Regions from separate parts of the Homo sapiens genome. Here regions 2, 3, 4, 5 and 6 are each linked to region 1. The links are chromatin loops, found by intact Hi-C in ENCODE. Cell type or tissue: heart left ventricle. All regions are shown on one strand.

The links. Hi-C counts contacts between places; a loop is a spot of excess contacts. Peaks named below come from ENCODE experiments on the same cell type or tissue, not always from the same donor. Only the 100,000 strongest peaks of a DNase experiment are listed, where the experiment ranks them.
Region 2: it touches region 1 in a loop (2.3-fold over the local background); 4 of 110 quality-filtered maps call a loop at or near these places.
Region 3: it touches region 1 in a loop (2.3-fold over the local background); 52 of 110 quality-filtered maps call a loop at or near these places.
Region 4: it touches region 1 in a loop (2.0-fold over the local background); 87 of 110 quality-filtered maps call a loop at or near these places.
Region 5: a loop joins it to region 1, with 3 times the contacts of the local background. A loop is called at or near these places in 84 of 110 quality-filtered maps.
Region 6: a loop joins it to region 1, with 2.2 times the contacts of the local background. A loop is called at or near these places in 17 of 110 quality-filtered maps.

The regions. Positions count from the first base shown.
Region 1 is chr17:57,660,262-57,665,261 of GRCh38, reverse strand. All of the region lies in intron 11 of MSI2 (musashi RNA binding protein 2), which reads right to left. Among named protein-coding and RNA genes, the nearest start is that of MSI2-AS1, 54 kb to the right of the region's middle. RefSeq lists an enhancer at 223-829 and a silencer at 2,008-2,300. In heart left ventricle, a CTCF peak has its summit at 2,396; a DNase peak (open chromatin) is centred at 2,081; H3K4me3 peaks cover 1,054 bases; H3K27ac peaks cover 3,029 bases.
Region 2 is chr17:57,456,576-57,461,575 of GRCh38, reverse strand. The region is part of intron 6 of MSI2 (musashi RNA binding protein 2); the gene reads right to left. Among named protein-coding and RNA genes, the nearest start is that of MSI2-AS1, 150 kb to the left of the region's middle. In heart left ventricle, a CTCF peak has its summit at 2,250; no DNase peak of the experiment used is centred here; H3K27ac peaks cover 486 bases.
Region 3 is chr17:57,118,800-57,123,799 of GRCh38, reverse strand. AKAP1 (A-kinase anchoring protein 1) reads right to left here. Exons shown (of 11, transcript NM_003488.4): 10 at 4,756-4,818; 11 at 2,456-3,550. The coding sequence ends at 3,476. Among named protein-coding and RNA genes, the nearest start is that of AKAP1, 36 kb to the right of the region's middle. In heart left ventricle, a CTCF peak has its summit at 2,279 (motif pointing left); no DNase peak of the experiment used is centred here.
Region 4 is chr17:57,240,257-57,245,256 of GRCh38, reverse strand. No RefSeq gene overlaps it. Among named protein-coding and RNA genes, the nearest start is that of MSI2, 14 kb to the left of the region's middle. In heart left ventricle, a CTCF peak has its summit at 1,954 (motif pointing left); DNase peaks (open chromatin) are centred at 1,946 and 2,933; H3K27ac peaks cover 1,048 bases.
Region 5 is chr17:57,603,215-57,608,214 of GRCh38, reverse strand. All of the region lies in intron 8 of MSI2 (musashi RNA binding protein 2), which reads right to left. MSI2-AS1 (MSI2 antisense RNA 1) reads left to right here. Exons shown (of 3, transcript NR_110807.1): 2 at 1,857-1,962. Among named protein-coding and RNA genes, the nearest start is that of MSI2-AS1, 2.7 kb to the left of the region's middle. RefSeq lists enhancers at 1-294, 1,827-2,076, 2,106-3,001, 4,656-5,000. In heart left ventricle, no CTCF peak of the experiment used is centred here; DNase peaks (open chromatin) are centred at 2,623, 2,830 and 3,905; H3K4me3 peaks cover 461 bases; H3K27ac peaks cover 3,328 bases.
Region 6 is chr17:57,437,973-57,442,972 of GRCh38, reverse strand. The region is part of intron 6 of MSI2 (musashi RNA binding protein 2); the gene reads right to left. Among named protein-coding and RNA genes, the nearest start is that of MSI2-AS1, 170 kb to the left of the region's middle. RefSeq lists an enhancer at 1,715-1,774 and a silencer at 2,185-2,244. In heart left ventricle, a CTCF peak has its summit at 1,954 (motif pointing right); a DNase peak (open chromatin) is centred at 1,922; H3K27ac peaks cover 1,366 bases.

The DNA.
Region 1 (5,000 bases):
AATCTCAGCCAGGACTGGCCTGTCCTCGAGAGAGACAGGAGGGTCCCTCTATGAGGACAAAAACCCCTTGGTCCACCCTGGAGGGTGGCCTTCCTGACCCTGCTGGGAAGACTAATGGAGGCTGGAGAGCCGTGGGCTCCACAGCAGCAGGCTAGAGATCCCAGCCCCACCTCCCCACCTCCCAGTTAGAGGAGGCTGGGGTACCAGTGACAGCCACAAAGATGTTATGGAGCTTTACATCCAGCAAGAACATGATGATACTTGAGCCCCGTGTTACACACTGGGCCTGCCTGAGGCTCACCCTGCTAGATTCTGGTTTGATGGGTCTGTGATGCAGCCTGGCCACTGCACAGTTTAAAAACTCCCCAGGTGATCCTAACAGGATCAAAGTTCCTATTAGGAACAGCAGCAAAGTTCAAGAGCCACTGAACTGGCCACAATCTCTGGGTTGATTTGCTCATTGACAGCAGCTATTAACAGGTCCACTATTATTCATGAATACCATCCACACAGAATCAAACCCTAAGAGATTTAATCAACCACACCCAAGGATGGAAGTCTGAGGACAGATGTGTAAAATGATACACAGTTCTGGAACCGCTTCTGTCCCTCCCATTGCCTTCATGCATTAAACAATTCATGGCTGTTTTCAAATTCCCACGAAGTTTCCTATCACCTGGAACCTCTTGGCTTTCTCTCCACTCACTTCTCTCAGATCTTTTTTCTTTTTTTTTCCCCTTTTTTGAGAGGGAGTCTTGCTATGTCACCCAGGCTGGAGTGCAGTGGCGCACTCTCAGCTCACTGCAACCTGGGCCTCCCGGGTTCAAGTAATTCTCCTGCCTCAGTCTCCCCAGTAGCTGAGACTACAGGCACACACCGCCACACCTGGCTGATTTTTGTATTTTTAGTAGAGATGGGGTTTCACCATGTTGGCCAGGCTGGTCTCAAACTCCTGGCCTCAAGTGATCAGCCGCCTCGGCCTCCCAAAGTGCTGGGATTACAGGCGTGAGTCACCGTGCCCGGCCTGTTCTCTCAGATCTTAAGGCACTGTCACTGTCCCTGTTCCTATCTCCAAGGAAAAGGGATTTCCAGCTTTGGAAACAGCAGCAAAACAGAGCTGTAGAGCTGAAATGGCTCCCAAGGACCCTTTAGTCTGAATTCCTCGTTTAGTAGAGGTGGAAGCAGGCCTGGAACCAAGTCTTCTGATTCCCTACTCTGCCTTCTATGCTCTTATGCTGCCTCTATTTTTTTTTTTAAGCTGTTAATCATCCTCACTGGAGTAATCAACAAGGCAACCTCTCCCCCTAGGAGGGAGAAGGAATAGAAAGCAAGCCTCTCAGCTGCTTTAACTTCGAAGGCCAGGGCATGGGGAGCCACGGGGACAACCCTGAACACAGTGTAAACCTCCAGCAGATCATTTCCAAGCCTGAACGGAATGTGCCCTTTAAGCCAGATGGGAGGGGAGTCACTGGAGTCTTGGGGGCTACCTCCATTGAAGACTTAACGACTATTTTACACACCTGGAGCTGATCAATCAAAAGCCAGAAAACACAGAAGGACACAGCAAAACTGGACTAGGGGTTTCCTCTGACACCGGTCCATAGTGTCTGCTTTGCTGCTGTGTGTCTGTCTTTTCTCTGAAGGATGGTGACGCTGCCGCCACCTTTCCACCTGAGTCAGTGACGGACCCGGACTCCAGGACATCCTGGATCCTATGTCTGTCACACTGAGCCTCTCCTCTTCTCCCCAAGGTCAGAAGCCCACCCTCTCCAGGATATAGTCAGAAATAACTTCCCGAAAGAGGGGCGAGCGGGGCTGGGGTGCCTTTCCCGGCTACACAAGCCTCTGCCACAGGCACGCAGGCATCAAATGTTTACCACAGACCTGGGCAGACCATTTTATTAATATTAATAAGTAACCAGGAACAAAGGGCCCCTTTATTTTTAGCTTTCTCTAATTGTGTAGTAATTACTCATCTACAAAACAAATGAGGCCCTGCTCGCGGTTGCCATGGTACCGGGTGCCCAGCCTCCCTGCAGGATGATTGGCCAAGAAGCCCGCTGCTCCCGCCTTGGCCCCGCCCCTCCACCCCGCCACTGGCTCAGAGCAAAGCCCCAGCAACTGGGCAGCCAATCCCCTCCCAGCCCTAAGGCCGGGCGGGGCTTCCCAGCGACCTTCCAGAAGCGGTCCTCGCAGCCCACAGGAAAAAATGTTGACTCATCCCTACAGAGGACGTCTGTCTTCCCAGAGAAGCCCGCCCGTGCTCCATCGCCTAGTTTCTTCTGGGCATTGGCTAACTTCCCTCAGCCTTGTTTCAGCTAAAGGTTCCCTTCCAATAATTCTCTTCAGGCTGGCTTCCTCTTACACGACCACGCCTCCTCCCGGCCTCCTTTGTCTGACATTGGTCTGAGTGCATTCAGGGACCAGAAACCTGTCAGCCAAAGCCAGGCAGTGTCTGCAACAGCAGGAGCAGGTGCAAAAAATACTTATACCGCCTCCTGAGGCCACTCGTAAATGATTTGGGGTTATCTCCTCCCCCAAGGATAATGGAGAATTTAGTTAAGAGCAGCTGTGGTTTTTTCTTGAGTGTCTGTTTTAAGGTTGCAGAGCCTGGCTCAGCCATCCCAGGGCTGGTACGATGGAGCGTCCGCTGACAGTGGCTTAGAGGACAGAATGACGACAGGCTTAGGCTCAAATCCTGTCTCTGCCACTTCAGATAAGCTACTATCCTTTCCAAACTACAGTTTTTAAATCTTTAAAATGGGAATGAGAATGACAGTGCTCACTTCATAGGGTTATGAGAATTTAATGGGATAAGGCAGGTGGGCTTGACATGGTACTTGGCTCACTCATAATACATGTGAGCTATTATTATTAACATCTATTATCATTATTGTATTCAAATTGACTAGGATGTGTCTCTAGCATTCTATTGACCACTTACAAGATACCTTCCCCTGGAACCCTCTTAGCCTATACCACGGAGTGGCTGCCATCGTGGTGTTCTCATCCCCTGACAGATCTAATTTCAACAGCCCATCACAGCTGTTCAAAGGCATTATTTGTCTGCTTCCTGTTCTGTAGGATCCCAAGCTGGGAAGGGAGACCTTTTTAAAAAAATTAATATTAATAAGCAACCAGGAACAAAGGGCCCCTTCATTTTCTGTGTTTTCTAATTGCATAGTAATTACTTATCCATATGAAGAATGAGGACTAGGCTGACTTTGCCGCCGGGAGGCCTGATGGTTTGTATTGTTGGGGAAAGCAGGTGCCACCCGCAGACACATGCAAAATATCTTCCAAGGACCCATAATCTCACCTTTCATTCAGGAGAGCTCACCCATGAGGAAGAGGACTGAGGACATGGGCAAAGGAGGGGGTGCCCCAGGTAGGGTGAATCAGGTATGGCTTTCTGGCACTTTGAGCCAAATTTTGACAGAGAGGGCAAAGACAAGGACAGAGGGAAATGGAGTGGCAGAAAGAAAGGGGACAGTGGCCACCTCAAGGGCAAAGGAATGGGAAACAATAGCCCCAAGCAGGGAATAAATAACAACTTGTTGGCAGAAGCAAAGGAAAGTTAAGGGAACTAAGGCAGAGATTTGCCATGGAATGCCCTCCTGTGTCTGCTTTCTCAATGCCTCTCACTCCACACCCCTTGCTCCAGGTCACGAGCCCAGCCCCAGCCCCAGACCCCAGGATTAGGGGTCAGGCTGTTCTTTGTGGAGCTACAGCCAGGCTTATCTTCTTTAGATGGTTCTGTCCTTACTGAGCGCCACTTGCATGAAGAATACGAACCTCCCTCTCCTGTGACTATATCAACATGGCTTTCAAGATCTCCCAGAACCTTGACTGTCTCTATCTCTTCAAGCCCATATTCCCTGCCTAGCAGACAGCTTCCCACTCCAAATTCTCCAGGCCCTGTGTCATGTCTTGCCTCCTCCACTAAGCTTCCTGCCTTCTGGGTACTCTCTGACCTTGTAGGAATCTATCCTTATTAAAGGCTAGCTCTCACATCGGTTGTGTACTTTTGTCCTCCCCAGAGGACTGGAAGTCGGCTAAAGGCAAGGACCATGCCATGGACTTATTCTGCAGCCCACCCCAGCCCCTAGCATGATGTTGAGTCCAGAGTTAATCGTCTTATGGATAAGAGCAAAAGGCCTACTGCTTCTTGAGCAGCTATATACTAACATCTATGGAGTGTTTACAATGTACACGAATTATCTGTAACTTGTCCTCCCACCTCAGTCCTGCGTCTTGAATCCATCCTGGACAATGTTGTCAAAGCTTGTCTAACATACAAATCTGATGTCAGTTCCTAGTTTCAGGCCTCCCATGATCTCACAGGCCCTGCCCATGTAAATCCAGTCTCCTTAGCGTAGTACCAAGGGTCCCCTGCTCTGATTCTGCCCAGCTCTCTGGCTTTACCTACAGTTACTCCCCTGTTGCATTTTATTCTCCAGCCAGAATAAAGCAGGGCCTCCACCTCACTCCATTGTCCCGAGGTCTGGTGGCTTTGCCCATGATGTTCCCCGGCCCCCTGGGGAGCTCCTATTTGTCCTTTAAAAGTGGAAATATTCACTCCCCTGTGAAACATTCCCTGACTTCCCAGACAAAGCTGATCACTTCCTCCTCTGTGCTACTTCTGTTCATTGGATAGGCTTATGTTACCGGGCTTATGGCATCCTATTGTAATTACCCATTAGTTTCCACACTAGGTTGGGAGATCTTCAATGGCGTGGAGACTGCTTAGTATTTATCCATGAACTTCCAGGAACTTCCAGGGCTGTGGTGGGCATCCACTGGTTGTCTCTCTGGCATCATTCTTCCTTTTCCCCTCTTATCAGCATGCAGGTTTTCCTTTGGGAACCCATCCTTACACCACCGTGTAAAGAGCCATTCGGTTTAGAGGGGGTGGATCCCACCCTCAGTGACTGGTTTTGTAACCCCAGCCTTAGCCAAGCAGCACAAAGCTCTGGACTCTTCCTAGCATTCCAGACCAT
Region 2 (5,000 bases), 200 kb after region 1:
TGACAGGGCAAGAGACTATGTCTCAAAAAAAAAAAAAAAAAATCCAAGAGTTGGGGCTCTGCCCTACTGTTCCCGACAGCAGCCCGGGCCCCAGAAGGAGAAATTTCCTACTTCCCTGCACATTCCCTCTGCTTCCCTTCATTCCAAGCCCCTCTGCCGAGGCTACCTCTTAGGAGGATTAATTTTTTAATACATCAGCACTCTGTTTTTCTGTACTTATTAAATTTAAGACAATGAGTCATTGAACCTGTGAGACTTGGGTTGACTAATTACCACTGAACAGCTGCCTAGGATGACCGTGTGGCCCTCGGGGAGCAGGCCAAATGCTGTCTGTGTGTGGAGCCCAGAGAAGAGTGGGTGACAACACTGCACCCATGTGATCTGTGCAGTCCACTCTGCGGCCGGGTCAAGGGCAGGGAGAAGCCGGCAGACCCCATGGGCACAAGCTCAAGTGTCATGAAGGGTGTTGCCAATGCCCACTCTTCAGAGGAAATGGGGCACTGAGACAAGGGGAGACTGCAGCCCCTGCCACAGGCCCATAGGACAATCAAATTTAACTTTCCACCAAAGCACCTACAAAGAGGGCTGCAGCCTCTGCAAGGAGGGATTCTGAGCATTGAGCATGGTGAGTGAGCACAGTATGGAAGACACACAGCTCCTGCCTCACGTCTCTCCTTTGGCCGGAAGAAATGCACCACCCAGAGCCTGCCACCCTCCTCAGAACACACTCTGCCATTTCAGTCAACCACGCTTTCTGCCTAGAAAGCTCCTCTCCCTTCTCGGCTCAATGGTGACCTCCCCTTGAAGGCTATAGAAGCCACAGCTCCCCTGCCTATGGATAAAGTACAAGTTTCCTAGCACCACTGGGACCTGCCCCTGCCCACCTCCACCCTACTGCCATGGTTCCTCGCCTCCCTTTGTTCCTTCTGGCATTGCAAACTGCTGTAGTTCTCCAAACACACAGGCGGGGTGCCTCATGTCCCATTAGTACTCTCCCCAGGTGAACCCATCCAGCTCCTCATGATTCCTCTGCCTTCTACCTGCTTTCATGGTGGCGTACATCAAATCTTTTTCTTTTCTTCTCTTTCTTTTTCCTTTTCTTTTCCACTTTCCCTCCCTACCTTCCTCCCCTCTTTCCTTCCAAAGACAGGATTTTGCCCATCAAATCTTTTTCTTTTCTTCTCTTTCTCTCTTTTTCCTTTCCTTTCCTTTTTCTCTTTCCCTCCCTAACTTCCTGCCTTCTTTCCTTCCCAAGACAGGGTTTGGCTCTGTCACCCGGGCTGGAGTGCAATGGTGCAACCACAGCTCACTGCAGCCTCATCCTCCCAAGCTCAAGTGATCCTCCTGCCTCAGCTTCCCAAGTAGCTGGGACTACAGGCATGTGTCACCACGCCCAACTGATTATTTATTTATTTATTTATTTATTTATTTATTTATTTATTTATTTGAGACAGAGTTCCGTTCTGTTGCCCAGGCTGGAGTGCAGTGGCATGATCTTGGCTCACTGCAACCTCCACCCCCCGGGTTCAGGCAATTCTCCTGTCTCAGCCTCCCGAGTAGCTGAGATTACAGGTGCCTGTCATCACGCCCAGCTAATTTTTACATTTTTAGTAGAGACGGGGTTTCACAATGTCGGCCAGGCTGGTCTCGAACTCCTGACCTCAGGTGATCTGCCCGCCTCAGCCTTCCAAAGTGCTGAGATTACAGGTGTGAGCCACCGTGCCCGGCTAATTTTTTAATTTTTTGTAGAGATGAAGTCTTGCTATGTTGCCCAGGCTGGTCTTGAATTCCTGGGCTCAAACAATCCTCCTGCCTCAGCCTCCTAAAGTGCTAGGATTAGAGGCGTGAGTCACCACCACACCCGGCCAAGCCATACTTTCGTTAAATGTTCTGCATGACTCTACCTTACCATGAGGCCATGAGTAAAGGCTGTGCCTCCTGTCTCCAGGACCTACCACTACTCAGATGCAACTGGTGCCTGAATAAACAAACACATGACAGTAGTGACTAAAAGCTGCTCTAATCAAACATCAGGGTTCCCATCTAACAAGTCTTCCTTTTCCTGGGAACCTCGGGACATTTATGGACCTGGAGCCAGAGGTCAAAAGTTCAGGGCCTCCTACCATTCTGATGTCAGAAGAGCAAAAGCCACAGCAGATGATTAAAATCTCTCCCTTCCTGTCTCCAGGCCGCGTGATGCCTTTTTCTAGAAAGTCCGACTGAGGACAATGCCCCCGTGCGGCATCCCATGTTCACCTCACCTTCTCTCACCTCATTCCTTTCCCACCCCTGCCCCCAAAACAAAGCAGGGAGCACTTCAGAAGAAAGTTGACAGTGACCCAAGTTTAACACAAAGGTAGTCATTACCATGTCATGAGGATGTGTGTGAGAAACACTTAGCCCAGGTTCCAAAACACCACAAATGGTTTACCTTTTGTGCCACATAAACACCCTAAACTCAAGTTTTACTCAACACTTATTAAATGGGAAGGAAAACATTAAAGAGCATTGGCCTGCCTCTGCCAAGCTCCCATCCATCCAGCTCTTACAAAGAGGGAGGCATTCTTCCGAGCGACGCAGCAAAACAACCACTGACGAGGTTGAGCTGAAGTTATTTGGTGGCAATTAAAAGGATCTGCCATAGTTACCCAAAGCAAACAACCCAACGCTCTCGCCAGGTGCCCAGCAACCGCGGAGCAGGGACAGGCAAGGGAATTCTCAAATTATCCTCCCACGGCCTGCACAGGGCACCCTCCCACCTGTGAACCAAGCCTGTGTCCCACCTGTATCCCACCTTGAACAAAGCCTGGTTCAAGACATGGTATCAGTAGCAATTAAGAGGGCAATTATTTTCTGGAGTTTATATGCTAACTGATCTGAGTTATGGGCCGAGCAGCTGGGCTTCTTGCTGATAACCCAGAGGCATGGAACACAGAGAGTATTAGAGCTGGAGAGGGGCTCTCCATCCATGTAGCCAGCAGTTCCCAGTCAGAGACTTTGTGCTCCTGAAGAAGATATCAGCAATGAGGCTGTCAGCTTCCAAAAGCCAACCAGAAATTGCACAGTGACCCAGAGTTCTTTCCTTCTGACTAAAGCATGGTAACACTGTGACCTAAATCTCTGATGGCCATTGAGAGATTAAAATATGTATACACACACATATATTAAAAATATGTGGCCGGGCACGGTGGCTCACGCCTATAATCCCAGCACTTTGGGAGGCCAAGGCGGGTGGATCACGAGGTCAAGAGATCGAGACCATCCTGGCTAACACAGTGAAACCCCGTCTCTACTAAAAATACAAAAAATTAGCCAGGCGTGGTGGTGGGCGCCCGTAGTCCCAGCTACTCGGGAGGCTGAGGCAAGAGAATGGCGTGATCCCGGGAGGCGGAGCTTGCAATGAGCCAAGATCGCGCCACTGCACTCCAGCCTGGGCGACAGAGCGAGACTCCATCTCCAAAAAAAAAAAAAAAAAAGGTATATATATGTCAGGCTAATATAGTTTATTAAAATATGTACTTATATATATGCAATATGGTATCTGATATCTATTTTTATATATGTATATGCCCAGTTGATAAAAATATATCTATCTGACTTCAATTTATTGAGTCAGAATTCATCTGACTTCTTAGTTTTATTTTATTTTATTTTATTTCTTCTTTTAAAGACGAGGTCTCACGTTGTCTCCTAGGCTGGAGTGCAGGAGCCCAATCATAACTCACTGCATTCTTGAACTCCTGGACTCAAGTGATCCTCCCACTTCAGCCACCTGAGTAGCTAAGACTACCGGCATACAGTACCATGCCTAGTTAATTTTATTTTATTTGATTTTATTTTATTTGTAGAGATAGAGTTTTGCTATGTTGCCCAGGCTGGTCTCAAACTCCTGGACTCAAGTGATCCTCCTGCCTCAGCCTCCCCAGCTGCTGGGATTATAGTCATGAATTATCGTGCCTGGCCTGACTTCCCAATATTTATTAATTGGTTTCTAAGAGGGAAACATATTTTTCAAGACATAGGGTCTTCTAGGAGAAAAATAATTTTAAAATAATTTAAAGACTAAAGATAATTTAGTCTCCTTAAAATAAGTTCATTGGCCAAATAAGGAATCATTACCTACCTTAACCAGCTCTTAGAAAAGCAGACCACTTGTTAGCAGAGTAAATGCTCTGAGAAGTCCTGCATTTAGGGAATGTTTAATTTAGGAGTTGCCACATGTACGGCCATGGAGCCCTTGCATCTCCTAACACCTCTCAATGCCCTGGGGAAACACGGCTCTAGGGGAAAATGTCTAGTCCTCCATCTAGAGTCCAATTCTGTCCAGAGAAATGGGGAATTTGGTGAAACTTTCTAAAATCTCTTACCCCTTTGGGGGTTCAGGTTTCCCAGCTGTGAAGTGATAGGAGTTATTAGAGTGTTCTCTAACATCTCCACCTCTTCTTTTAAAGTTATTTTTGTCCTAGAGACCCTATGTCCTGAAAGAACATGTTTCCCTCTTGAAAACCAATTAATCAATAAACAGTCTGACCACACATTAAAACTCTAGGCCTTGGAACAGGATGCTGCCAAACTTCTCCTTCCTTTCTCCTCCCAAAAGCCAACAACTTTCCAAATGAAGTGCCAATGAAACCACAGGACCCGGGTGCATGGAGATTGGGTGGGAAAATACGCCTTGCTCCCAACTCAAAGAGCCTTGGCCCATTCAGATAAGTTCTCCTGCCAAGGATACTTAAATGGTTGAGAATGACCTAGAAGGCAATCATCTGCCTAAAATAAACTCCAAGATGATGCAGTCCTGGAAACTACATCAACATCTGCAATGAAGATTTACGGACCCAAAGGCAGCAGGCCTTGGAATTTAGCCCCAGTTGTGCCCTGAGCACAACCCTTGGTAAAGCCCTTGAGCAAGACTAAATCTGCACAGCCATCTCCAACACAGGGCAAGTCAGTTGTGGTGTTCCTTTTTTTTTTTTGGAGATGGAGTCTCGATCGCTCTG
Region 3 (5,000 bases), 540 kb after region 1:
CGCCTTCTAGGTTCCAGCGATTCTCCTGTCTCAGCTTCCCAAGTAGCTGGGATTACAGGTGCGTGCCACCATGTCATTTTTCTTGTAGAGATGGGGTTTTTGCTATGTTGGCCTGGCTGGTCTCGAACTCCTGGCCTCAAGTGATCCACCCAATTCAGCCTCCTGAAATGCTGGGATTACAGGCGCGATCCACCGTGCCTGGCCAGTTTTCCTTGTTTTACGTTATCACGGATTCAAAACGTCCACTCTCTGGCCCTAGCTGCTGCAGGTGTCTCTTGGCTTTATGTTACTTAAGATTTAAATTTTCCATAAAAGCAAAATCATTGATCTCTCTTGTCATGGTATCTTTCCCACTCTAAGTTCCAAAGCTTTTCCATGGACTGATCATTTAATCACTGTGGCATTTATTTGGGGATGTGGACTGGGGCAAGATGAATCCACGCTGCTTTAGGGGTGGTGGTGAAGAGCACCTGGCCTGGGGTAGCAGCCTGGTTTTTAGTTTCAGCTCTGCTCTATCCACGAACCACTTTCCAAAATCACCATCTTCTACCTCTTGGGTCTGCTCATCTACGGAGTCCCTGCCTCCCTGGGTTGTGTCAAGGACTCAGTGTTACCTGTAAAAGAGACAGCACCTGACACAGTAAGCACTCCCTAACTCTAGCTACAACTCTCATTTTATCTTAGAACTGACATTAGTTATCGTCTGACAGATGTTGATGTCTACAAGTGGCATACCTGAAGTTGTACAAGGTATAGCAGTAACCCTAAAACCCAGCCTCCATGGTGATGCCCCAGAGACCAGAGGGGCAGTACTGACACCAATGCCTATAATGAGAACAGGGTGGAAGCTCTAGCCTCCTGCATCCAGCATTCCACCCCTCTCCCCTACACCCTGGGCAGATTGCCAGATCTCTTGCCAGCACTGGCTTCTCCCGTGAGTTTCCAATTCACACCAAGACATCCCCTGGATGCCCCACAGGTAATTAAAAGAGGGCGTCTCAAATGCACTTGCCCGGGCAGCTGACTTGCAGAGGGATGGAGCGAGGACCTTCATAAATCTGCTCCTCCTTAAGAACAATGAGATTTCTGGCAAAATGGTTAAAAGTCAAGTTTTTCAGAACTCTGGAAATTAATCAAAGGCAACAATCTGAGAAGCATTTATTCGAGGAGTACAAGTCCTTCACCAGCCTCCAACTTGCTCTTCCTCCAGCATTCCAAACCGAGTTTAATGGAGGCACCCTTGCAGGGTAGGACTCTAAGGCGTGGGAGTCCCGGGTAGCAGCCCATCCCACTCATCAAAGCCCAAGGGGCTTTATCTGAGGATCCTGACTTCATCACGTCTTGTCTGTCCCAGGCTCCATCCCAGGGGAATCCCTTTTTTCTCATGTCTACACCTCCACCTCACCCACCCTTCTCCCTGCACCAGAAGCATGTTTTAATGTTTGAAACCCCTCAATGGTTCCCTGGAGATAAAAGCTAAATCTGCACACCAGGCTCTGTGAGCATTCCCTAAGTTAGTCGGAAGGCTTCCGTAGACCTTTTCATGCTCCAGCAATGCTGGATTATAGAGGAAAAGCTTAGACCTGGGTGTATGGTGACCTGGCCAAAGTCACACCCAATTCCTGCCAGGACTTAAAGCCAATAGTGGCTAAGGAACTGCAGGGGAGCTCCCTGGGACCAAGCACTGTAGAAGCAGAGGGCATTTCCATGATTAAATTGCCTTATGAGGTTATCTCATCTTACAGATGAGGGAAACAGAGGCTGTTAACCACACAGGCGAGAACCTGGATGGAGGGGAAGATGGGCACCTGACAATGGCCACAGCTCAGGCTTGGCCAGGACAGAGACGGAAAGAACAAGCCAGCTGGGTTGGAACTGGGAGGAGCTCCCAGGAGTGGGTGTGCGGTGGGAGGATATCTCCAATCAGAATGACCCTCAGGCTACGTCAGCTCTCTAAAAACTAGAGCTCAAGCTCAACAGCCCTGCAGCCAGAGGCCTCAAACGTAGGGGGCAGGGGCGGGGCACTGGGGTAGGCCTGGGCTGCAGTGGCCAGCCTTCTTTAAGAGCAGGGGCTATTAAATTGAGGCAGTATCTCATCCCATAACTTACATGTATTTTTTACATCATTCTTATCACTACAGTAAATTAAATAACTTCACGAATCTATTAAGAATGACAACCAAAGAAGGCACAACCCGTTTTGGAAGCCAGTGCTTTAAACTGAGTCTGGCCAGTTAACATGCAGTGAAGAAGTCGGAGGACGCTTGGCTGCCACCTGGTGGGACAAGGAGAGAGAGGAAAAGGCCAGATAGAAATTTCTGGCCAAATTGTCTTCAAAAAACCATGGGTCTCCTGCAGAGGCAGTTGTGTGGGGCCTGTGATCCAGCTCGCCACACTCACCACCCCCCCCCCGCCAATTCTTCACCACTGGAAAAAAATGGACTCAAAGCTGCAGTTCATACAATTGAAGATTTATGTAAGTTACTTACTTATTTTTAAACTGCACAATGCTGAAGCCAGTCTAAAAAAGAATCAAACACACCACTGCAAGTTAATTCAATGAGTTACTTTTTTTTTTTTTTAAACAGATTTGTACAGCAAAAAGTTCCCAGATCACAGTCTCTACCATACAGTCACCTGTCCAGTGTGCAGGAAGCCACAGGGGCCCTGGCCAGAGGGGCCAAGAGCAGAAGCTGCACTGCAGAGTTTACTTCTACCTACAGGTGACATGTGGCTGGAAGAATCTTGAGTTCCCTTTGTTCTCCAGTGTATCTTGTACAAAATATTACATTTGTTTAAACACATATTTACAGAGTTTGCACAAATAGAAAATGGTTACAAATTACAACCAGGCTTGGCAGGATACCAGTTCCCCTCCCCACTGACCAAGGTCAGATGTGATGACCATTTCATATTTACAGTTGCAATTTAAAAAGTCTGTGTTTAGAGACCTAAATGAAGTTTATAAAAACTGGTTAAATATCATCAACTCATTTATGTAAGCTGTACAAGTAGTGGATACCAATTAGTCAGTTCATGTCTTGCTCCCTGAAGAAAGATTTTGAAGTAAAAGAAACCCTCTCAAGCAAGCAACATACATCCCTGGCCTGTCTGCCAGTTTGTTTGGTTTTTGCCGGGGAAGGAGATAGAAGGAAGAAGAGGGGAATGGAACAGGGGGAATAGGACAATCTGGTTGAAACTGTTTCTATTCCTTTTTTTTTTTTTTTTTAAACAGCTGAGAACCAGCATAAGCCAGCTGGCTTGTTAAACACTATCCTTTGGCTTTGCGAAGAGAACCCATAGTTCCATCCTTTTTTCTCAGAGACGAAATGTCTTCTCAATAGGACTACAGTATGGAGAAAGAAAGGACTTTCTGGAGAGGACAATGTTTGTTATTCCGATGTTCATCTTTGACTTGAGTGCCAAGCCCAATTTCAACAGTGCAAAAAAAGACTCTCAGGAAGCAGCATGGGGGTCAAAGGCTTGTGTAGTAGCTGTCTACCCACTGGGCAAGGCCTCGCTCCACCAGGGACCGGTTTATCAACACCACCTAGAAAAGAAAGTTCCCTTAAAGCTTTTGTCCATGGCATCCTGGGGCCATCTCCCTAGCCAACATGAGTTCTCCCCTCCCCGGTTGCCACTGCAGGCAACAGATGTATGAGAGTAACAGTGTAGGCCAGACGCAGTGGCTCATGCCTGTAATCCTAGCATTTTGGGAGGCTGAGGCAGGTGGATCACCTGAGGTCAGGAGTTCGAGACCAGCCTGGCCAACATGGTGAAACCCCGTCTCTATTAAACATACAAAAATTAGCCAGGTGTGGTGGCAGGCACCTGTAATCCCAGTTACTGAGGCTGAAGCAGAATCGCTTGAACCCCGGAGGCGGAGGTTACAGTGAGCCAAGATCACGCCACTGCACTCCAGCCTGGATAACAAGAGCAAGACTGTCTCAAAAAAAAAAAAAAAAAAAAGAGTAACAGGGTGGGGGACATGGCTTATGCTCTAGCCAACAGGAACATTTATTTAAGTATTCTGTTGGCTGCTGTGGCATAAGGATAGGGTTTTTTTGTTTTTGTTTTTGTTTTTTGAGACAGAGTCTTGCTCTGTCACCCAGGCTGGAGTGCAGTGGCACAATGTTGGTTCACTGCAACCTCCGTCTCCCAGGTTCAAGTGATTCTCCTGCCTCAGCCTCCCAAGCAGCTGGGATCACAGGTGTGCATCACCACACCCAGCAGATTTTTGCATTTTTAGTAGAGATGGGGGTTTCGCCATGTTGGCCAGGCTGGTCTCAAACTCCTGACCTCAAGTGATCTGCCCGTCTCGGCCTCCCAAAGTGCTGGGATTACAGGGGTGAGCCACTGTACCTGGCCAGGATAGGCTTTTTAATATGCTGAAGAAATCTAAGCTTTCATACCATAAGATAGAGGACAGAAAAACTCAACAGACAGAAGGTCCCAGAAAGTCTCGCACAGGGTTTCTCCACCTTGGCGCTATTGACATTTGCGGTTGGATAATTATTTGCTGTGGGGGGCTGTCCTGAATACTATGGGATGTTTAGTGGCATCCTTGGCCTCTACCCACTAGAGGACACTGACATCACCACTGCCAATCAGGACATCCAAAGTGTTCCCTAGGAGGTGCTTGTCTACAGTTATATCCTCTGATTAACTCAAGAGGAAACAAATCCCAGGACCAGCTCCTAATCAATCCATTACTTCGGGCCAGCAACACAGAAGGAAAAGAAGGGCAGAACTTACTTCATCTCCAACCACACTCCACAGCTGAATCAGAGGAAGACCAGTTGGACTGTAACTTGTCACCTGAAGAAGGGGGGTGGAAAGAATAATATGGTTAGGTTTTGTGTCCCCACTCAAATATCATCTTGAATTGTCATCTCCATAATCCCCATGTGTCGAGGGAGAGACCTGGTGGGAGGTGATTGGATCATGAGGCGGTGTGCCCATGCTGTTCTCGTCATAGTGAGTTCTCATGAGATCTGATG
Region 4 (5,000 bases), 420 kb after region 1:
AACACACAAAACCATGGAGGATGTGAGGCTGACAAAAAGTGAAATTATATTCTTATTTTTTGTTGTTGTTTTTGAGACAGGGTCTCCCTCTGTCGCCCAGGCTGCAGTGCAGTGGCTCAATCTCAGCTCACTGCAACCTCCACATCCCCGGTTCAAGCAATTCTCCTGTCTCAGCCTCCTGAGTAGCTGAGATTATAGGCATGTGCCATCACAGCCCACCTAATGTTTGTATTTTTAGTAAAGATGGGGTTTCACCATATTGGTCAGGCTGGTCTCAAACTCCTGACCTCAGGTGACCCACCTGCCTCAGCCTCCCAAAGTGCTGGAGTTACAGGTGTGAGGCACCTCACCAGCGAAATTCTATTTTTCAAACAGCCTTTAACAATCTAACAAACAAGTATCTTTATGTATAATTTAGTTACTCCTAACATTGTTTGATGTATTATATTTAGAGACATAAAGGTCTGTTTTATTTAAATGATAGAGAAATTTGTTTTCTTTCATTTTTTTTCCAAATTGGGGAGGAAAATGCAAAAAGCTCCCAAAAGGAGGGAAAAACAAACCTAAAGCGTGTTTGGCCAATTTTTTTTTTTTCCATTTTCCCTTTCCATTTTCACGTTGGGCATAGCTGAAATCTAGTGCTGTGGGTGAAGACTTTTACTCCCTTTCATTCACTCCTTTTTCCTTGTCTCCAACTCAAAATTATCACACCCAAGCAGGGCATAGGGTGCTTATTAGTCCAGCTGAATAAGAAAGAGCTAGATTCCTAATTAAGAAATATCATTTATTGAATGACCACAACAGAGGACCCTTCTGGTGTAGGGGGGGGGAAGGGATCAGAAAGCTGTAATCTTCAGGAGTTGCAAAAGGTGGGCAATAGCTTAGGGTTGGGAGTGAGGCTGGCTGTAGCCTCTCCATGTGGCAGCTTCCTGCAGGGGACTCCCTAGGCCAGTCTGGTGAACCCCCTCCCCAATCATGGGCGGTATCTTGTGATACCAGTGTGGGTATGGTAGGCAAAAGAGACAAGCCTCGGGAATTAAACAGGAAGTCACTGTTCTCATTAAAAATATCCCAGGGCTGCCCTTCCATGTCCCCTAAAGCTGTTTCACCACTGTTTGTCATGCTGTCATCATTATTCTTAAACGTGTAAGTAAATATTTTATTCAACATCTTCACTGCTTGGCAGTTAGGGAGCCCTTTGCCTCCTAGACTTGGCTGCCTCCCAGTGCTGCCTGGAGGGGTGGGAGTACAGTGGGCCACTGGAATGCTCCACGGAGTTCGGAGTCACGGCACAAGAGCACCATTCTGTCAAGCCCTTTCCACCTGGAAACCATTTTCTCCTTTGGCCTCTCGAGCTTAATTTTTTAAATCTTTTTAAACCAGTCACCAACTTCGTCTTGATGAAAGGTGCCAAGGCCCCCAGAAGAAAATGATTACACCTTTCAACTCCACCTGGAAACAGTTGACAGAGGGCCACTGTCACCTTCCCTTCCTCCTCTCCACCACCCTTGCAGCTTGCCCCATCTCCACCGTGACCTGCCTTGCCAAACTGAAATCTAAGTATCGCAGCTGCAGATACACAGGGTCCGCGCACCCGGCCTCACACACTCTACAAGTTATGTCTGTGAACTTCCAACGTTCCCATCATCACTTCCACGCCTTGCCTTGGAGTCCCATCTGCTTGCAAATTTGCCAGCAGCAAACACATAGACCCACAAACCACACGTGAGCTTGGACAACATTGGGCCTGCTTTTTAATAATTCTTTGCTTTTGGCCATTTACACAGCATAGGAGGCGGTCAAAGCAGCAATCAGTAGCACAGCTGTAATGTCATCCCATCGTATGTTTGGGTTACAAGGAGGCCAACCCGACAATATCTGTTTTGGGGCGAGAAATTCCAACTTTGGAGGACCATGGGTATGAGCGCCCTCGTCTGGCGAACAGAGGAAACGCCTTCTTGCGCCCCACATTTCAGTTCCCTCTAGTGGCCGAGCAAAGAGAAGCTGTATCTCATGTCACAGCCCCACATTCCAGAGTTCAGGGCCTGGCTATCAGATTCTGAAACCAGAGCCCCCCAGATTCAGAGGTTTCCTGGAGTTGACATTGAGACCCACCACAGTAGCCCACGTTGCAATTTCTACAATCACCCATCAGCTAATTCCAAGTGGCTGAAAAAACTAATTGAAGGGAAGGAAGGAGAGGGAGAAAGGGCTGTCATCTGTGAAGGGAGAATTCAAATAGGTCAAAATCAAATCTCTTTAGCCAAACGTGGTATTGATGCATAGGAGAGGCAGAGGGAAAAAAGAAAAGTATTAGATGTGAAGACAATAGGGGATAGACTGTACAGCCAATTTCTGAGCAAGATATTCATGCTAAAAATACTACTACTATTTGGAAAGGGCATGAGAAATCAAAATGTGGCTGTGTCCATGGGTGGGAGGGAAAAGAGGCTGTGCATACAAACACCCAGCATTAGAACAAGACCAAGAAAGGACCTAATCCAAGAGGAGTAGGGATGAACATAAGAATAATTTGAAGTGAGCCAGAAAATTAATTTCGCCATCATCCTCTTACTTTTGTGGGGCCGATGATGCTGGTGGCCCCCAGTGGCTGGCCACAGCTCTGGGTCCTGAACAGGACCCCTAAGACCCCATCACCCACTCAGCAAAATGCCACATGAGAAAGAAGGGCATGATCTGGTGTTGTACCTTCTAGTCTAAGTCACAAATAATCATGAGCATTCAAAAACATTCATTGCCCAAGTGGCTGCTGGGGAGGCCTGGCCTGACAGAAGGCATTGCATGAGAAAGACCCGGGGGGTTAGCTGATCACCAGCTTGATGTGAACCTACAGCGCGAGGAGGCTGTTGAGAACCCTAGTGCAATCTGAGGCTCTATTAATAGCACAGCAGAGTGTGGAAGGAGGGAAGCAATACTCCCAGCGCGTGCTGGCAGGTCAGGCCACATGCAGTTTTATGCTCAGTCCTGCGGGCTGTATTTTAAGAGAGGCACTGGAAAATTCAAGCCTGCTCAGAAGAGCATGAAAGGATTGGATGTCGGTATTTAGACAGCATCTCTATTAGTTTTACAGTCCTTTTGCAATTGGCAATACCAGAATGATTATTACACGGAGTCTCCACAGCCAGTCACAGGAATCATGTTTCTAATGTTTGCTTTACCTCCTTGAGCTTTGGGGTCCCCTCTCTATATAATGGGGGTAATAATTTCTGCCCAATCTACCAACTCCGAGCATAATTTGAGAATGGATCAGTTGGGCCCGTGTGTATGGAGCATTCACTGAGTGTCCAGCTCTGTGCCAGGTACTGGAGGCACAGAGACGAACACAGTGAGGGATCTGTTTTTGAGGAGCTTGAGGTCTAGTTGGACAGACAGATCCATAAGCAGATACTTTGCATGTAATGTGACAGAGGATGATAGATACATGCATTGATTTGAAATGAGATACAATTAATTTCTCATAAAGAGTGACAAGACAGAAAAGCAGAGTCCTTGTGGAATATGGACTTTCGAGTGCAGAAACAGGAAAAGAAATCATTGGAGGTCAGGGTAGAGAGGCCATCAGGGAGAAAAGATTAGAACCAGAAAAGTTCAGAGTCACAGAAGACAACTGAAGTGTCACAGCAGTGTCAGATGCCATTATGAAGTCAAGGAGGAGGAAGACTAAAACATTTCTAAACCACTCACTGGACATGGAGATGAGGAGTTCATCCTTAGTGGTCAAGAAAGATCTTTCAGGAAAACGATGAAGGAAGAAATAGACTTCATTTAGGAAGTGTGTGAAAGATACATTTATTGAGCACCTACTACATACCTAGCATAGTGTTACTCACTGTGGACATTCAAAGAGCAAAAGGTTTTGTTCCAGCCTATCGCAATATTGGTTGGTGCATTAAGACTAACACCTGTATGTCCATTAAGGAATAGTGGAAGATCATTATATGAACTGTTCGACTAGGTGAGGCAGACAGCATGGTGGTTTAAATGACCAGTTGGCCTGACCCAGGATGATGTTGCATATAGTCACATATGCATACCAGAAGAAAAAAGAATTGGTATTAGTGCACTCCAAATATGTCCAACCTTCTTCCCCTTTCCCTTGATTCTTGGAGAGTTTCCATTCCCAGAAGCATTCAAAAACACAAGTCTTGTCTTAACATCCCTCATGTTTGCTCCCATTTTGTTATTTGCCAGTGAAATTAATATTACTCTTTACCCTGCTCACATTCTAGATCCAACATGCGTTTTTTTTCATCAGTGGGTTTGTGTTTGGTTGATTAGTTATTCATGTATAATGTAAGATGACAAGAGCTGTAACACAGAGAAATGATTGTGGAGAATGCAGGCGTACAAGCTCTGGGGTTGGCTTCTTATTTTTCTTTCTTTCTTTCTTTTTTTTTTTTTTTGGTGGGGGTGTGGATGGGTAGGCAGGTTAGTAAAAGCATTTGGATTACTTGCAGATGGTTGAAACTCTCCCCTTACCAAACTGGTGACTCAAGCAAAATAGGCGGAATGAAAAGAAATGGCATTTGCCTGCTCATCCCATCTCTTTGATCTGCATCCTGGGCCCCTCATCAGCTTCTGGTTCTGTCCCATACAATCACCCAACTCATTCAACATCTGGACTTGAGATTCCACCTCCCGGCTGCTCTTGGAAGTCTTTGATCACTTCCAGTGTATCTTTTGTATGTTGGCTTCTTTCATAGGTTGATTTTTCACAAAGGCGGTCCGCTTTATAGACTAGTCTTCCTCTACCTTGACTTCTGGAACCTTCCCAAAATGTCTGTTTCCCTCACAGTAGCCAAAGAGGTCTTTATGGGATGCAGGTCGGATCCCTCCAGCGGTTTCCCACTGCATCGAACCCCCTTGCTGTCACCTAAAAGACCTTCCGTGGTATGTTCTAGGTCTGCTTTTCCAACCTCACATTACACCACCATCTTCTATCATCTCTTTCATTTTTTTTAATTAATTAATTAATTTTT
Region 5 (5,000 bases), 57 kb after region 1:
GGGGCTAGGGGGTTGGTGAGGCAGCAATTGCACCCCTGTAAATCCTGGCAGCTGTGCTGGGAAGCCCTGGTCCTTCAATCTGGCAGGGGAAGGGTCCCTAACCACTCTGCAGTCCTTTTCCCTCACTGGTACAAGCCCTTCTGCTCCTTTGCAAACTCAGGTAGTCATATAGTTTGGATATTTGTCTCCGCCCAAATCTCATGTTGAAATGTACTCCCCAGTGTTGGAGGTGGGGCCTGGTGGGAAGCCTCTGATTCATGGGGGTGGATCCCTTGTGAATGGTTTGGGCCACCTGCTTGGTGATGAGTGAGCTCTTACTCGGAGTTGCTTAAAAATGTGTGGCACCTCCCTGCACTCTCTCGCTTGCTTGCACCTGCTTTCACCAAGCGACGTGCCTGTTCCTACTTTGCCTTCCTCCGTGAGTAAAAGCTCCCTGAGGCCCCACCCCAGAAGCCTAGCGATGTTGGCACCATGCCTGTACAACCCGCTGAACTGTAAGCCAACTAAACTTCTTTTTTAAATAAATTACCCAGTCTCAGGTATTTCTTTATAGCAACGCGAGAACGGCCTAACACAGACAGGCTTCCCAGCTGGTCACTGTGGATACTGGAAAGTGAGCGGAAGAGACCCTCCCTCCTCCCTTCTCAGACATCATAATCAGGCACTGTCCTTGTGGACAGGGACCAGCGTGTGGCCAAGCACCAGGGGACCTACTTGTAAATGATAACTTTCCTTGTTCTACTGCAAAAAGGTCCTCATGGATGTGGGACCTGCCCATGCAGTCTACAGAGGAAGGGGTTACTGTGCAAACAGAAATGGAGCTGCCAGCTTCCATAGGGAAAGGCAGGCAGCAGGAATGTCTACCTTCCAGGACACATGCATGTTATAAATGGCCCAGACCTGTTTGCAAAAGGCATTGAGAGACCTGTTAGATTTATAATCTTGACTCAGGAGGGTTACTCTGGGGAGGAAGGCACGCACTGTTTATTGAGTGCTATCCATAACTAGGCACAGCCACAACATCCTTGTAATTTTCATATATTACATAACATATACACATAATGGATATAAAGCACAGTGCCTGGCACACAGAAGTCCTCAAAGAATGTCCATGGTTGTCAACTCCCTCATTGCATGGAGCCTCATTTCCTCTGTGCGATGGCCTTACCCGCCTCGTAGTTACAGCAGAAAAGGACACAGAAGTTCTAAGGAATGACTTGCCCAAGGTCACAAAGCACAGTCAGAATCCAATCATAGACCCCCAGCTTCAAAACCCCTGCTCCCTCCTCTGGGTCTCTGGCTGCCAGCCACCCCCCCCCATCACCCCACCTCACACAGCCCTTCCCCACACTCTCCACCCAACCCTCAAGGCCTATCTGCGTCTAGTTCACAAAGCCTTTCCCGATGCTAGCTTCCACAACTGATCTCCTTACCACTTCCAGAATTAATTTCATCCATTGTTTCCTCTGCTCAGTGTTTTATTACAATCAGTGATGGCAAAGTAAAATAGGTCATAAACCAAAAATAAACATTAAGCATCTACTATTTACCAAGCAGCGGCTGGGTGTGGACACAGAAATGAATGTGGCTGAGATGTGGCTCTTCCCTCAGAGGTCCTCAGAATCTGGGCAATGGGTAGAGAGGAGCTGGTCCCCAATATCACCTGAGATGTACCCCAATAACTGCAGCCCCCACCCTGCCCAGATCTGAGAGTGGGTGCCTCCTAGTCTGTTATACGGCAGTCTAGCCTAGGGCTAAGGCTCCTGGCTTTAAATCTCTGTTCCACTTGCCGGCTCTCTGAGCTGAGACCAGCTGACTAACTTCTTTGCACCTCAATTTTCTCATCTCTAAAACAGTGACAGCTGTGCCTACCCCATAGGGCTCTCGGAGCTAATCCTACAAAGTGCTTGCACTGGATAAAGTTGGTTGAGTCACACCTTGCCCTCTCCACATGGAGCCTAGGTGAGTGCCTTTGAAGGTGATGAAGTCAGGTCACATCTGTGTTCACTGAAATCCCAGAATGGGGAGTGAAGAGGAAGAGAGAGAGCAGCAGCCTCCCCAGCACAGCAGATTCTTAGCACACAGTCATTGCCTTTCTCCCTAACCCTCCCTGCACCTGTCGGCCAGGTAGGTCCCATCTCCCTGCTTTCATCAGCAGGATGTGCAAAGAGAGCTTCCCAGGCCGCACTATTTGGGGAAAAAGCTGATGGTGGCAGCAGCAGCTGTCCTCCTTTTCATTTCTGGGAACCTGCAAGGGCATTTCAAAGTGGAAAGAAACCTCAGCCTCCAGCAGGTGCTCAGGTTCCGCCACAAGGCTGGAGGAGTGCTTACCCCAGGGCACGGTGGGCTGGGCCAGAGGCCCTGCGTGGGGCCTAACTTCATTTATTTAAAAGAGGGAGAAAATAAAAGGTATGGCTTGAGCCTTCTTTTCTAGGCAGAGGCAGCTGAAAGAAGAGGGCAAAGGAAGAACCAGGGACAGAACTCCCAGGCCCTGGGGAAACTAGAGTGAAACTAGAAGAGAAATTGGCAAGAGTCCAGGCAAGAGCCACGCTACTCTGGGCTTGGTCTCTGCAGCTGCATACGGGCGCAGACTGTTCATGCCCTGCCTTCTGCGCGGGGAAGAGGCAGAAGAGAAGGGGGGGCAGCCCCTCCTAGTGGTCTCCATGCTCCCCTCTCATGACCCTGCGCCCTGGGGGTGGAGTACGGGGACGCTGGTGGCAGCACGTTCAGAAAAGCCCAGAGGCACTGGGTGCTGAGATACTGAGGAGACAGACCACTGCCCTCCCTGGCCCTGCCTACACTGACATCGCCAGAGGACAGATGAAGGGCAAGCGAACCACTCAGGCAACTGGGAGGCCACTCCCTGCAGGCCAAATTACTTCTGCCTAAAGAGCAACAAACATTTACCACCGAACCACCCGGCCTCCCCCAACACACTAATCACTCTGCTCTCATTAACACAGCCTGTACACAAACAGCATGTGCACGCGCTTGCGTGTGTGATGCGTGGGGGGCAGGATCTCTCCCTCTCCCACGTAAACACCAGATTCATTTATTAAATGCCTCTCTGGCATTTCCTTTTTTGCCTTCATCCTGCTTGTTTAATATTGCATTTGACATTCTCATTTTATAAATGGCAACAGAAGCAGAATGGATGGCTAAAATTAGCTTACGAGTGAGAATGATGCTACAAATAGGATTGTGAATACAGAAGCCTAGTTAATTCCACCCACATTACCCGCCCCCCTCCCCACACACAAATACACCCACCACTTTTGGGCTGGTTCCCGACTGAGTTGTCTTCAGGGCTGAGGAGGAGCAGCTGGAAGGAGTGGGGGGGTGAGCCAATCACTGGGCACCTTGCCAGGTGGCAGGGCCCAGAAGCCGACCCTAGCCTGCGGCTGGCCTCCATGGATGGGCTGGTCACAGCACCGCAGCCCTGAGTCCAAGAGGACAGCTCAGGACCCTCCTCCCTTCTTATCCTTCTGCCCTTCCTTCCCCAGAATCCCCTGTTCCGAGTCAATCCCCCAGGTATGCCCTGGGCTGAAGGGTAGCAGGCCTAAGATCTCAGTAGGCTTTGCTCTTAGAAGTGGATTTTTCTGGAACCTTCTTAAAGAATGAGTCAGGTGAAGAGTGGGACTCAGCTTTTCCAGGACCTAGACAATCACATCTCTTGGTTCCTCCTGCTTTGGGAGGTGCACCACCTCCTTTCCTAGGACCATCCCCAGAGGCACTGAGAGTGCCCACCTCATACTCTCCATCCCTGCCCCGCAGGCTCGGGACCCAGTCCTGCCCAGGTCCCGCACCACTTGCATTTTACTGACTTATAATCTGCTGAGGACCTCCTTACCTGCTAACTCTTTATTTGCTCAGTAAAATAATTCTAAGAATGATGACAATGACGACAGTGGTGAAAAAATCTATCACTCTGATAGAGAGCGTGCCATGGCCTGGCTCTGTTCCAAACCCCTTACAAGTCTTAAGTCACAGCACTCTCCGAGGTAGGCACTACCACAACCTGTTTTATAGAAAGGGGAACCACAGAGCCGAAACACAGAAGTAACTTGCCCAAGGCCACAAAGCTGGGAAGTGGAAGGGGGTTCAGCACTGAGGACTTGAGGCACCCTCTACCAGGAAGGCCGCCCTGGTTGACAGCACCCTGTTCTGACCATTGTGTCACTCCCCACCTGGGGGCTCCCCCAAAGAATGAAGGCACTGATACTTTCCACAGGCTGCTATCCCCAAACTCGTGTGCCTGTTTGGGGCACCCCCTTTCTACTCTGCCCCTAATAATGTGTGCTCAATAGTGAAACTGGCTGACCATTTGGCTAAATGCCTTTCATTGGACCCCTGTAGACAAGGAGCACCCTGACTGGGCCTGCTCTGAGCTAGATTAGTTTAGTCCAGGAGTCAACAAACTGTGGCCAGCAGGCCAAACCCAGCTGCCATGAGTTTTTGCAAATAAGCTTTATTTGAACACAGCCACGCCCCTTCATTTATATATTGCCTGGACTGTGTTTGTGCTACAATGGCAGGGCTGAGTAGATGTGACAGAGACTCTCTGGCCCGTTACAGAAAATTTGCTGGCCCCTGGCTTAGGCCCAGTGGGGGAAACGTGAAGTTATCAAGGGCTGATTCCTTCAAGGCTACCCAATTACATACCCTACAACAGAACAGGCCGAGACCTCCAGGTATCAAAGCAGAGCTTTATATAAGCTGCAAAAGGCAGCCATCCTCAACCTTCTGATTTCCCACAGGAGCAAACTGGTGCAGACAGGTAGGGCACTCGCCTGTGGTTACAGAATCACCAGCGGTGGACCTGGGATTCAGGCTCAGGTTCCAAGGCTCTCTTGGTGCCTCTAAGTGACCCAGCAGGTCCCGACTTGGGGACAAGGACACGTGCACCTCACTCAGGAGAATCGAGCCCTTTACCCCAAGAGATGCATGCCTCACGTGTCTTCTGCAAGCAATGCTCCAAGGCCTGCACCCAGAGGGGTAGG
Region 6 (5,000 bases), 220 kb after region 1:
CCCCTAACCCCTTCAAGGTGGGTTTGTAAGTATAGGGTCTCTCCCATTAGCGCTTTTCTTCATCCCTTCAAACTTTAATAAGGATGATTTTTGTAAGCATTCTCAGGCTCTCCTGTTTCAAGGAGCATTAAATTTCCAGCACTGTCTGCCAGAGGTATCCCAGGCCCCCAGCGTGCCGGCAGGAGATGCCATTCTACACACCTGTCAGGAAGAAAGGAAGAGTAAGATGGCCCCAGGCCAGCACCGCCTCCCTCGCTCCCACCCCTCTGTTCTCTGGGCATTCCAGGGTCTCGTCAGCAACCCCTCTTGATTTTCATCCAGTCTCATCTTGGGCAACAGAACCTGGGGTTGTGGGTTTTTTCCCAGAAGAAGAAACACACGAGGAGAGGCCAGTGGAGAACAAAACACCCATTTCTTCCGGGAGAAGGGGAGGGGAGATGGCTAACTGCTGGTCAGGCTGTACAAAACCCTATAGAATCCCACAAACCTCGTGCTGTTTAAGAAAAATAAACGCCCACACAAAAACCTCTCCAAGTTCTGAATCTTACAGCAACTCCCCTTTACAAAAGTGAGGTTGTTTATGCTTAAAAACCAAGAAGGCAAATGTCTCTAGAAGGTTTATAAAAATCAGCTGTGTTGGCCAGGCGCAGTGGCTCACGCCTGTAATCCCAGCACTTTGGGAGGCTGAGGCGGGCAGATCACAAGGTCAAGAGATAGAGACCATCCTGGCCAACACGGTGAAACCCCGTCTCAACTAAAAATACAAAAATTAGCCGGGCGTGGTGGCACGCGCCTGTAGTCCCAGCTACTTGGGAGGCTGAGGCAGGAGAATCGCTTGAACCCGGGAGGTGGAGGACCCAGTGAGCCGAGATCGCACCACTGCACTCCAGCCTGGAGACAGAGCAAGACTCTGTCTCAAAAAAAAAAAAAATCAGCTGTGTTGATGTACAGGACCATGAACCCACGCGGAGGCCAGTTTAAATGTACAGCCAAGCAAGGGAGGTCTCCAGGGTGAAGGGAAGAATGCCTCCCTGAGATCCCTTCACCCTTCTGTCCTCCCCATGAAGCTACAATTATGAAATAAATAGTGAAATAATAATGAAAGAAACCCCTGCAGGCATCATCTTTGCCTAAAACAATGACTACTATTGCTACACACCTACTGTGTGCCAGGCAACATGCTTTAAGTACTTCCCATATGGCAATTAATCTACATAATGTCCCTTATGAGGCTGAAATTACATGCATAAGTTTAAATAACAACGAAAAGGAAGAAAGAAAGCACAGAATCAGGCTGAGAGAAAAGGGAAAAGAAAGGGACCCTGGTGAGAGATGCCTTCTGTGCTGGACCTCACAGAGGGACTTTGTCTTATAGGGTCCTGTCTTCCTAAAACAAAGTCTCCAAGAAGTTCAGAGATTTACAACATTATTGAGTCCTGAAGCTGCGATTCAAAACCCAGTTCCAGCTGAGTGCAGAGGTCTGTCTATATGCCAATGATACTTTCATACTTCTTGAAAAAAAATCTACCTCCCAGCAGTGAAAACCAGCCAGCCCAGCTGGTTGCAGGGTGGTGAGGTGACAGAGCAGGCAGTGTGTAGGGCATGGGGACACCTCCCAAGGGATTTAGGAGAGGCAAGAGGGGTGGACCAGAGTTCATACAAGCTATTCAAGAGCCTCAGGGCAGCAATTTAGCACCAAATGCATGAAAAAGAGTCAGCCCTGGGCCTTGGAGGGAGTGGAACCTCTCCCTCTCCTTGGTCAGCCATCTTGTCCTCATGAGTCACCAGGCCCAGGCAAGGGTGTGGGTGGTTCTGCAAACCCGTCCCCGTCAATGGAAACAGAATACAAAGACTTCATCCTCACATTAGTGGGTTACCAGCGTCACTGCCTCCTACAAAGCGCTGCCTGAAAACATCCGTCTCCAGCACGACCAGGTCCCTGCAGCCCTGGGAGAGCGGCAGGGGGCAGTGTTGACAGGAGCAAGCTGGCCAGAGCTACAGCTCCCACCCGGGATGGCCCCTGACCCGAGGCCTCCTCTGAGCCCAAGGGAACCCCTCTGGCCTAGTTTCCTCAGGAGTAAAAAGAGATAGTCCAGGTCTACTCCCTCAAACGTTTCTGTGGCTTAAAATACCAGAAACACCAACATCCCAGGCATAAATAAGGGTACCTGTGGCCTCTTGGCGGACCAGAGGACCAGGGCAAAACCTGCTTCCCCACCTCCTCAGTCCTTACCCTGCACGCCAGGAAATCACATCCACACCCATGCACAGGGGCACATAAATGAACAAACCCACGCTCAGACTCAGTACACAGAGTATGTGAGCCTGCACAGACTGCCATTCATTCAAGTCCCATGGCAGCCTGCCAAATTATAAATAGCCCAGCTCGTTTTTAAGATGACCAGCGTTCAGCAAAGCCCTCTGGCCTTCAGCAGTATATGAGCCTCCTCTTAACCTCTTTTAGCTAGATGCTCAACAAGGAATCCAGTCTGACCCAGCCACGCTACACACACACACACACACACACACACACACACACACACACACACACACACACACGGATAACAAACCCCAGGTAAGACTGTCTGATAAACAGCATCTGACTGATGCTAAGCCCACAGATACGGGGTCCAAAAGGGTATCCAAGTCACAAGAATGACAAACACAAAGCTATTTCAAAGGGAATGAGGGGCACGGCTTCCTGTGCCCCAGCAAGCTCTCAGCAGGCAGACCCAGCTGGCCACCCAGTTCACTTCTCAGACCTCTATTAGAGCACAGGGCACCCATCGCTGCCTCCTCAGCTCACAGTTCAGAACAAGCCCTGCCTCCCCACCCTTTCAAGCACAGTTCAAACTGCCTTGCATGGCTTCTAGGTCAAAACACCACAAGTGACTGGTGGTTTGAAATAAACAGCTAACTCTGGGGAGACCAAACAGTGGAGATAGATCACTCAGCCTCACCCTAAGCTATAATCAAAGAGATAACCATTGGTATTGAATCTTAGCTAGAACAGACCCCCCCTCTTATCCCACCCCAAGCATCACAGACAGAAGTTTCCAATGAGGAATTTCTCAATTCTCTTCATTGTTTCAATTTTCCCCTCTGGCCCTCACACACTATCCCAAGACTTCGGGCCATCCGCTAAGAATCCTGGAAATGTATTCACTTATCAGATTCTTAGGAAATAGTCCAAAGTCTGAGCCTTCTACTATGCTGTGAGCTCCTTCTCTACTAAAAATACAAAAAATTAGTTGGGCAAGGTGGCGCACGCCTGTAATCCCAGCTACTCAGGAGGCTGAGGCAGGAGAATCACTTGAACCCGGGAGGCAGAGGTTGCAGTGAGCCAAGATCGTGCCACTGCACTCCAGCCTGAGCGACAGAGCGAGAGATGCCACCAAAAAAAAAAAAAAAAAGACAAAGCCTATCTCCCCAGTGCCTGGCACAGGACCTGCAATGCCATCCTCCATCTAATGAATGAAAGTCACCTCAAGGGAGGTCCCTGTGGGATGTTGATGAAGGCTTGGGTTGACCCAACTCTCTGCCCGCAAATATCTAATCTCTACCAACAGCCAAGGAAGTGCTTTCTGCAGAGTCCTCCTCGTCCTCTAAATCAGGTGAGGCCATAGTTTGACTACGACATGCCACAACCAGGTTGAGTGCAAATCCTCATCCAGACCTACAAATACCTCTCAGCCTCCAACCTGTAAAATCCCATGAATCACATAGGCTTGATCTGAGCAATCAAAAACTGCCAGAAGCCAAGCCTTCCCCAGCATCAACCAGAGGGACGGAGAAATGTGCCTTAAATCATGCCTCGGGAAACAGAAACCTAATGAAAGTGTCCCCTACTGCAACAAGTCCTGAGCAACTCAACTCAACAGACATACAACAAAATTCCTAGGCCGGGCATGGTGGCTTATGCCTCTGCGGATCACCTGAGGTCAGGAGTTTGAGACCAGCCTGGCCAACATGGTGAAACTCCATTTCTACTAAAAATGCAAAACAAATAGCCGGGCGTGGTGGCAGGTGCCTGTAATCCTAGCTACTTGGGAGGCTGAGGCAGGACAATTGCTTGAATCCAGGAGGCGGGGGTTGCAGTGAGCAACCTGCGCCATTGCACTCCAGCCTGGGCAACAAGAATGAAACAAACGCAGTCTCAAAAAAAAAAAAAATTCCTATGGGAGACCTGCAACCCTCAGGCCCTAGGCTCCGGTCAGACTGGGATTGCCATGGGTCTGCTCTGCTCCTCCGACTAAATCCCTCATCTTGACCCACTTCCATTTTCCCCCTCCTAAAATACTGTATTTTTAAAAATTCCTTAGAGGGAGTGTTTTATTTTCTTAACTGAACTGTGGCTTTCAAAACAGGCCTGACCTTCCTGCTTGCCACCCCTCCTTGTCACGGAGCCACAGAAATTAAATTGATTTTCCCTATCAGTGCTCTGCATCTCAGTGATCATGCCCAGCCTCCAGAAAGTCTGCTTTCTGCTCCATCTCATGAACAGAAGCCCTGCTGCTAAATCTAACCCCACTGGCTCAGGAAGGAGGGGATGGAGGAAGAAGGGGTAACTGAAGGGCACAGGTAACAATTTATGGCCCCCTTGGCACTGTGGTCTTATCTCTGCGGCCAGCCCCTTCTGAGAAATGGTACCCGTTACTGAACTCCCCCTGGGGGGAGGCTATTCCTCGGGGCCTGACTGTTTGCAACAGGTGGCCCAGTCAGGGAGAGGAAAGCTTGCTGTGGGGACCCCATCCTGCCTTCCGCACACCCTACTCCTCTGGGCACGTCCCCAGCCAGGCACCCCAGCTCGGGCTAAACCACCTGCCCCACCCCACCTCTACTGGTGCACTGTCTCCCAGGCGCTGGGAGGTGGAGGCTGCTGCAAAGAAGGCCAAACATGTTCAGAAGGGGCCCTCCATAACCACCCAATCCAAATAAGGTCCCCTTCTCTCTTGTAGGACACACTGTGCTTTCTTTTCACAGCACCTGTGGCACTTTGT